Regions from separate parts of the Homo sapiens genome. Here region 2 is linked to region 1. The links are chromatin loops, found by intact Hi-C in ENCODE. Cell type or tissue: heart left ventricle. All regions are shown on one strand. Links, peaks and the distances in the headings refer to the core of each region. The heading gives the core; the rest is flanking DNA. Region 1 overlaps CACNA1C (calcium voltage-gated channel subunit alpha1 C). Region 2 overlaps CACNA1C (calcium voltage-gated channel subunit alpha1 C).

What was found. Hi-C counts contacts between places; a loop is a spot of excess contacts. Peaks named below come from ENCODE experiments on the same cell type or tissue, not always from the same donor. Only the 100,000 strongest peaks of a DNase experiment are listed, where the experiment ranks them.
Region 2: it touches region 1 in a loop (2.2-fold over the local background); 12 of 110 quality-filtered maps call a loop at or near these places.

The regions. Positions count from the first base shown.
Region 1 is chr12:2,059,249-2,063,634 of GRCh38, forward strand. The region is part of intron 1 of CACNA1C (calcium voltage-gated channel subunit alpha1 C); the gene reads left to right. Among named protein-coding and RNA genes, the nearest start is that of CACNA1C, 8.5 kb to the left of the region's middle. In heart left ventricle, for the core only: no CTCF peak of the experiment used is centred there; a DNase peak (open chromatin) is centred at 2,363; H3K27ac peaks cover 713 bases.
Region 2 is chr12:2,110,940-2,115,325 of GRCh38, forward strand. It overlaps CACNA1C (calcium voltage-gated channel subunit alpha1 C), which reads left to right. Exons shown (of 47, transcript NM_000719.7): 2 at 4,285-4,386. Among named protein-coding and RNA genes, the nearest start is that of CACNA1C, 60 kb to the left of the region's middle. In heart left ventricle, for the core only: no CTCF peak of the experiment used is centred there; a DNase peak (open chromatin) is centred at 2,742; H3K27ac peaks cover 3,749 bases.

The sequences.
Region 1 (4,386 bases), core at 135-4,134:
AGGAGCCCCAACTCCCTAGGGTGTCTGGGAGGGTTTGGGGAACAAGGTCATCAGGGTAGTCAGTTACTCCTTGTGGAGCTGAACTGAATTTAAGTTGGGATTGTAGGGACTGTAGGAGAGAAGTTTGGGCCTGGAGCTCAGGAGTCGGACCGAGGTTGAAAATAGACCCTTCCTTCCCTGGAAGCCGAGGGAACTAGAGGAAGGGTTCATCTGGCTGAAGCAGAGGGTGAGGAAAGCGGGGGTTAACTGGCAAGAAACCCAAACCTCTCAGCCCCTCCCCTCCCCAAAACCCCACAGAACAGTTCTCTGCAAAACACCTTCACTTTAAAATGGGCTTCTTGTGCTATACCCTGTGTGTATAGGGGGCAAGGGGCTAGGCTCTGGTTCGTTAAAGGGTTTGTCAAACATAGAATAAATGTAATGTCTCTTTGGGAATTTACTTTCTAGGATCAGGACATTTTATGGGTAAAGGAACCTTAGAGACAATCCTCATTTCCAGTTGAGAAAACAGAGGCCCCTAAAGGTTCATGGAGGCAGGGATGTAACTAAATACAAGGTCTTCAGTCTCTTCATCCTCCTGCCTGTACCACACTTGGTGCTGGCCCCCTGAGAGAGCATTGTTAGTGCTTCTGGCTAAATTTTGCTTGGTAGATCTTTCAACCTCTCTATTCTTCCTCCCCCTGCCTCCACCTTTGTACTGCCTTAAAATAATTTCTGCGATGTTAGATTTAGGAATGGAGTTGGAAGGGTGGGGTGGGGGAAATCTATCATTGGAAAGGTTTAAAAACACTTTCTTAGGCTACAGAGTAGAAGTTCATACATGTCCACAAGAAACTCCTGCAAAATTCAGATCACGATTTTGTCTGCAAACAGATCTGCCTCTAAGCCTTTTTTATTTGCTCACTTCCTCTCGGCCCCAATCTAGGCTTGTTTCAGCCCCTTTGCGAGAGTGGGATGGGGATGGGAAGCCGGGCTGTGCTGTGGGACTTCCCTGGTGAGCTGCTGGGATTCTTCATGGACCAGCTGGCATTACCAGTAGCTGGGGTATAGACACACAGATCAGCCCCAGGGTAGAGACTGTGAGACAGGCTGCCACAGACTCCACCTGAGCTGGGCGACCAAGGGCGTCTTTCTGCTCCCATGTCAGGGTTGGTCTCCTAGGACCCCCGGCCTACTCCCAGGAGACATTCCCAGCAGTGGTGGTAGACTCAGCCCATGGAAGAGAATCACTAGGACCTGCCTCTGACATTCCCATCTTCCTTGAAGTGTTCATTGGCTGACTTGTTTCATACTCTTTCAAGTCATCTCTGAGAAACTGGAAGGCCTCTGAGGCTGACTCGGTCTAGCTTGAAGACGGAGGCATGAGCCAGGCTCATGCTTAGAGATGTGGCTTTTGAGTTCCCTGGAGGAAGCCATCATTTCAGAACATAGTGTTGTGATAATTTCATGAAATATTCAAGCTGCCAATTTGCCAACAGGGGTTTCTTTTAATACACTCGGCTACACTTGGTGTTGCCCACTTGAACCTAGCTAAAAGGAAAATAAAATAATCTTGTCTCCTGTCCTTTAGAGAACCAAGCCAAAATCTAGACAGTGAATGAATGTTCTTCTCCATATTGCCTGTGGGCAGAAATGTTGACTTGAGTACTCAATTAAGCTCTATTTACTTTATAACCATTGTGTCATGTACAGTCATTTATATTCCTTTCTTTCTTCCAAAATAATCTACGTTGGGCTAAAACCTTTCAAAGACATTAACAAAAGTAACAAAGTAAATAGCTAAAGAATAAATAAGGCTGTAGGCTAGAGAAATGACTTGGGTCTTGGGTCACATTCTTTGACTTCATCTCTTTCTCTGAGAGTTCAGAAGGAATCAAATCCCTTTTTTTTTTTTTGTCTGTAAAGTGGAGATAATAATCCTTAGCCAATTCACTTCGCAGGGCAGCTGTGAGGATCCAAATAGGAGAATGAGTGTATATCGCTGTTCAAACATCAGCTACTCTTATTCTCCCCATCAGCGAGCAGAGCACCAGAGTTTGGAAAAGCAACGCCATGAAGTAACATTCACAGCATTTCAAACAACTTTGGAGGTGTTGTGGGAGGGCTGACATTATTCAATATTTTAAAGGTGAAAATGTAAAACAAAGAGAAACCAGAGTCTGAGGTGGTCTGGCTGATACCAGAATAATCAGGGAGGAAGTGAACCATTGGTTGAGATGGGCCTGGTATTTTGCCCTCCAGAGAGTCTAGGAGCCTGTGGCCAGTAGGCTCCCAGGACGGTGGAGCCATGTGCACTGCTGGCACTGCTGCTGTTTCCAAGCTGAGGGTGAGGACATGGGGATGCAGGGTATCCGACGCCTGGCAGCTGTCCACCTGCCATGCTGCTGTCCCCTCACTGCCACCACACATGGCTGCCTGGCTTCGGCCTCAAGTCCAAAGCCACGCTGGCCTGAAGTCCTTTCATGGCCTGAAAATAGGGCCATTGAGGGCAGGAAGAACACCACCTGGGCAACCAATGTCTCCTCACTTTTGAACGTGAATTCCCCAAACCTAAACCCAACTTCCCAGTACAGGAGGACGGGCTGGAAAATAAAACTTTGCTTCAAAAGTAAACTTTGGGTTTGGAAAATAAACTTATTTATTTTTCATAGCCAAAATGTTGCAGGTTTGGAGATAGAGGGGACAGTTCTGTGTAGCTCCCTAAGACACTGATCAAAATAGGAAAGAGCTTTAACATTATAGTCTAAGTGACAGGATTAGTTTTAGTTTCCCAAAGCAAAAATAATCCCATCATCAAAAAGTATGCTGGGAAACTTTCGCACTTTCGCATTTGTTTGCACCTTGTTCTACCCCCAGCTCTGGTCCTGTGATCTGTGGAGCCATATATGTTTTAATTTTTCTCTAAAGAAAAAAAGCTGTATTGAGGTATAACATCTACCTTGTTATAATTTTAAAATAGAGCAAGAGTAATAGCCACCATTTATTGAATGCCTAGCATGTGTTAGACAATGTTCTTGGTGCTTCATGTGCTTAATATGTTTTATCCTTACAGTAATCCTACCACGTGGGTTTTAATTATATTTTTTAGATAAGGAAACTGAGGACCAAAGTCTTAAGCAATGTGGCCACAGCCACCCAGACAGTGTTGGGGCTGGGAATTAAATTCAGGTCTGTCGGACTTTCAAAACATTTGCTCTTTCTGTTACTTCTCCCCATGGAGAACAGTAGAAAGAGAAACCCACTATCTCTCTATCCTGGGAAAATGACCTTGTCCTTGCCTTCTGGAACCTGGCTTAGATTTGCCTTGTGGAAGCTCAGAGCTGGAATCCTTGTTCTTACTTGATGGCTGCATGTTGTCGTGGTACCCCGCCTCCCCTCCTGGTCCCGTCCTCTGGCTTTCTTTCCCCTTATTCCCAGGGTTTCTGCCAGGGCCCTCCTTGCTTCTTCACATCTCCTCACAGGCCTTCACAGACCACCTAGGTCAGTACACCTTGTCTCCCGGGGGACCCATTTGTGGCATGGCCTTGCTTCACCACCCATTCTTGGAATATTTCCTCAGTCACTCCCTCCAGGAAAATAGACACTCTCCATTCTCAAACGAGATTCCCGTGAGTCCCGGGGACCATCCCTGTAAGCTGAGCTCTCCAGACTTCATGCATTATTTATTTATTTATTTTGAAATAGCAGCTTTGTTGAGGTATAATTCGCATACCGTAAAATTTACCCTTTTGATGTGTATGATTCAGTGGTCTACCTACTTCCCCAATATTTTCATCACCCGCAAAAAATACCCTTTACCCATTGGTAGTCACTTTTCATTCCCCTCTCTCTCCAGCCCTTGGCAACCATGAATTTACTTTTGTCTCTATGGATTTTCATGTGTTATTGACAGCAATAATAATTCCTTTTTTTTTTTTTTCCTGAGGTGTAGTCTCGCTCTGTCACCAGGCTGGAGTGCAGTGGTACGATCTCGTCTCACTGCAACCTCCGACTCCCTGGTTCAAGCGATTCTCCTGCCTCAGTCTCCTGAGTAGCTGGGACTACAGGCACCCACCACCATGCCTGGCTTATTTTTGTATTTTTAGTAGAGATGGGATTTCACCATGTTGGCCAGGATGGTCTCCATCTCCTGACCTCTTGATCCACCCGCTTGGCCTCCCAAAGTGCTGGGATTACAGGCGTGAACCACTGTGCCCAGCCAACAGCAATAATAATTCTACAGTTGGAGTTTGCTGTGTAGTCTGACTGTTGATAACATATCTCACAAATTTCAGACCTAGATAGGTCATGACAATTTACATGATAAATGATGACATTGAAAGGAAGCACGTGAAATTAGGGAGCTGGCTGTCATTTGGAGGTGGGATTAAGCGTTTTCTTTCAATT
Region 2 (4,386 bases), core at 257-4,256, 52 kb after region 1:
TGTCTCACCCGAGAGGCCACACCTGTCTCACCCGAGAGGCCACACCTGTCTCACCCGAGAGGCCATACCTGTCTGTCTCACCTGTGTGCGGCTCTGCACTCCTGTGCAGGGCCCTAGTCATGTCATGGGACCGCAGCAATGCGCAGAGCTGCCAGGACCAAAATAGTGTAGGTTGTTTTCTTGGCCTCTGGCTAGGGAGAGGTTGACATTCCATTTTTCCCCATGGGCTGGTTCATATGTGCTTTCTCCAGATGGTGTGCTCCAGAAAGGTCCTTGCGCTCTGGGAATGGTTTACAATATAAATAAGGTCCCTCATGGAGTTTTGGGAGGGCTCAGAAGGCAGCCCACCAGGATGTGGTTTTCAGAGCTGCCCCAGGGCTCTGCACAGCCAGCTGCCGTCTTGGTAGCTTCTACCTCGTGCTCCGGGTGCAGGGATGCTCCCCTCACGCAGCTTTTCTGGGTGGTGGATGTGTTCTCAGGCTGGGGCTTCCTGCCCTCTTTCCAAGTGTTGTCCCCAAACTCCTGGGACTCTTGGTTTTTGGAACTGGCAGCCCGTATGAGATGGGGGGATTAAGGGCAATGCAGGGGGGTGAGTACAAAGATTAAGGTCTGGGGACAGCCGTCTCAGGGGAGGCGTGAGCTGTGGAGGGCTTACCATGAGTGAATTGGGGGCTGGGAATGCCAACAGTTGGGGACAGGGCAGCTTTTATGTATCTGAGGGAAAAGGAGAAGTTAGTCTGGGAACTAAAATAGTCTATTAAATTTTGTCAGTGCCAAACAGAGAGTCTAGGAAGAAAAAATTATATACCACAGATTGAATGGAGCAAAATTAGAGTTCCAGCCTTCCCTGGCAAGCCAGAGAAGCAGGAGTTGCTCAGTGGCTCCAGTACAGCAGATGGAAACAGGGCGCTTTCCACTTTTGCCTAAGAGGCGCCCCGAGGTTACTGCGGGGGCAGGTGGTGTAGTGGATGCTGTCACGTGGAGATCATAGTAAACAGAAAGAATGTTCTTGGGGTCAGAAATCCAGCCCCTTGTATCTCGAGGCCTGGAGAAGCCCAGGAGGAGGCGTGCACCTTGTCTGTCACCATGTACACGAGCACATGTGTGCGTGCATGTGGAGTGTGTGAGAGAGGGCTGAGGAGGCAGGGGTAGAGTCTAGCAGCTCACCGTGAGCCCTGTGCCTGCTGCAGCAACCCTCCGTCGCCCCATTCTGTGACCTTTAGTGAGTCAGACACTCCTTTGTCTTCTTATGTGTTAAATGGAGACACGCATGCTTGCTGGGTGTTCAAGCAGTTCTCATGCTTTGGGTGCCTTCATTAATTCCAATGCACTCTTTACATCTTTTCCTGCTGGATCTTATGAGAAAGGTTAAGGTCCCGGCCTTATTGGGGTCTTCCTCACGTTAGGCTTGGGATCTACACAGTGAGTGCAGGGAGGACAGGGACGAGTTACAGGAGAGATGAGACGTCTCATTGTAGGGAGTGTCACGTCCTCCGTGAGCCTGATGTTCTGTTTAATGCAGTTTATCCCTGGGGCAGAGAACAGGAGGAAGGTGAAGGGAATATATATGGTGAGGTGAGAGTCGGTGTCACATTGAGAATGTGGCTATGAACTGGGTGTGGCAGAGAGGCAATTTTCCAGGCCTTGAGGAGTGGAGGCGGGGCTGTAATGCTACAGGGGCCAGATGGCGGTAGAGCAGGTGGCAACTGTTGCGGGACAGGAGGCAGCTGACCAGCTGGTCTCCAAGAGGACCTGAGGGGTCTTCTTGGGATCATGCAGGGGTGGTAGCTATGTGGCATGAGTGATGCCATTCCCTGCCCTTTGTGCCCATGGTGGGCAACACTAATCTATCATCCTCAGAGTCCCTTAAGTATATAGCATTGTGGACAGTGATGTCAATCAATTGGCATAAAAGTTGAAACTTATTGTCTGTCACTGGTGTGATGGAAAGGATATAGACTGGAGTCCAGCAGAAATGACAGCCCCACCAGGTCCAAGCTTTGGGCACCTACCAAGCATATTAGCTCGTTTTTCGGTTGCAAGGGACAGAGACCCAATTCACATTAGCTTTAGCTAAGTCACTTAAGTCACTTAAACATCACAGTGTGTGGGGGAAAATCACTTGGAGAAGGGGAGGCTCAGCCAGCCTTGCAGTACAGCCCTAATGGAGGTCAGCCCCAAGAGGCCACACCTGTCTCACCTGCCTCACCTGCGTGTGGCTCAGGTAAGGGCTAACTTCAGGTGTGGCTGGATGAGGAATCTGGTGAGGTTGCTCGGGCTCTGCCTCTGGGGCAGGCTCTCTCTAGGTGAAAATGTTCACATGGCTAAGCCAGGTCATGTGCTCTTCACAGGTTCCTGTGGGGACGGGGTGGAGGTGGGGGTGATAGGTTCTGGAAAGCAGGTCACATGGGGAGCAAAGTTATCTTGGAGGTCAAACATAGAAGGATCAGCCCAAGATAAGAGTTGGGGAGGTGGCTGGGAGAGGCGCCAAGTGTTCATCTGTGTCTTAACAGGTGAGGAGAGGGAGGGGGTCAATAAGGTTGAGCCAGCAACCTTAGGACCCAGCAGCTTCCCTGGAAGACCCTGTGCACATGGACCAGAAAAGGCCACTGTGGGCGGCCTTGGGTGTCATGTATGTGCAACTGGTCTGGCTGCTTCGGCCACAGTCTCTGGGCAGCTGAAGTGTCCTCAGATGCCAACCTCACCGCCCACAGTAGCACCCTCTTATCTGCGGCTTTTCTTGATCCTGCGGCACCTGGCCAATTGACTAGCGGTACCACGTCTCAAGGTCATGCATGTGTTCTGGGAGATTCAGGTTTGGGCCAGGCTGAGCTGATCGCTTGGCAAACCTTACAGACTCTAGAGCGAGGCATCCAGCCTAACAGGCCAAAGAGTGTTTGCCAAGCATATGTGCTGTCTTAGGGACAGTCTCAGAGGCTTCGTTGCCTAGACACCAGAGCAGGGCAGCTGTCCCTGCGCAGGTTGGAGCCCTGGGTTGCACTGGTTCCAATCAGGTTTCCTTCCTGACACTGTCCCTCTCCCCTACCCCATCAACCCCTGCCACTCACAGCTCCTTTTCCCAGATAGCAAATGCTGTCTAATGAATCACCCCAAAACAAAGTGGCTCACAACAGCAGACACCCTGTTACTGCTCAGTCTCTGTGGCTCAGGAATTCAGGAAGTTCTTGTGTGGGTCAGTAATTCAAAAAGTTACTGATTTGGGGCAGTCCTGACTTGGGGTCTCTCCTGGGGTGGCAGTCAGATGGTGATTGGAGCAGCTGGGGGCTGGCCAGGGCTCCCTCTTGCCACATGGCCTCTCTGTTGAGGCTAGTCTGGGCTTCCTCACAGCATGGCAGCTCAGGGCTGAAAGGCTGCCTTGTGTGGGGGCTGGCTTCCTCCAGGACGACCATCCAGAGACAGTCAGGGGGATGCAACGTGGCTTTTTTTTTAACCTATCCTTGGAAGTCACACAGTGTCACTTTTGCTGTACTTTATTGGTAAAACAGTCACCAAAGGCTGACCTCATTTCAAGAGGAGGGCCTAGATCTTTCTCAATGAAAAGGGATGTCAGATATAAAGGGATTTGTTGACATGATTTAAAACCATCACAGCTCCCCTGGCCCCTCCTGGTCAACCAACACTTAAAGCCCAGATGGCTTTGAGGTAGCTGGATGTGACCTTACTCTAGTCCAGCCCTTCTCATTTTATTATATTTATTTTTGTTTATTGGAACTCAGGTGCAGAGAGTTGAGTGAATCATACTCCAGTTCATTGTACGTTTTCCATCATTGATTCATGCAGTGACCTCTCATATTCACTCACTCATTCATTTATGCTTCCTCCTTGCCCCTGTATCTTATGCTCATTTTCCTCCTCACCTTCCTTAAACAATCATTCTATTCGATTTCATGAATATCCTTTCATTTGCATGGGTTCTTAAAATATGTATTTTAATTTCTAGGTAATGTGTTGTGTTGTATCTGTTTCTGCTGAGGTCCATACGTGCTGTAATGCACGGATCTCATCTCTTGCCCACCTAAGGTGAGGCAAGGAGACTAGAGCGGAGTGACACGCCCAAGGTCACCCAGCTAAACCAGGACCGCAACGATCCTGGCCCTCTTCCCTCAGCATCTCACACTCATGTTTCCACGTGCCACCTCCTAACCGCCTGCAATAGCTTGAAATAAGGTTTTGAAAAAATTGTGAATCTGGGGTCCAGAGAGTGTCGGAAGTGCCCCTGTTTTCTATCTAGTAACTGTTGTGTTCTTTTCTCTTTTGCCACAGGTTCCAACTATGGGAGCCCACGCCCCGCCCATGCCAACATGAATGCCAATGCGGCAGCGGGGCTGGCCCCTGAGCACATCCCCACCCCGGGGGCTGCCCTGT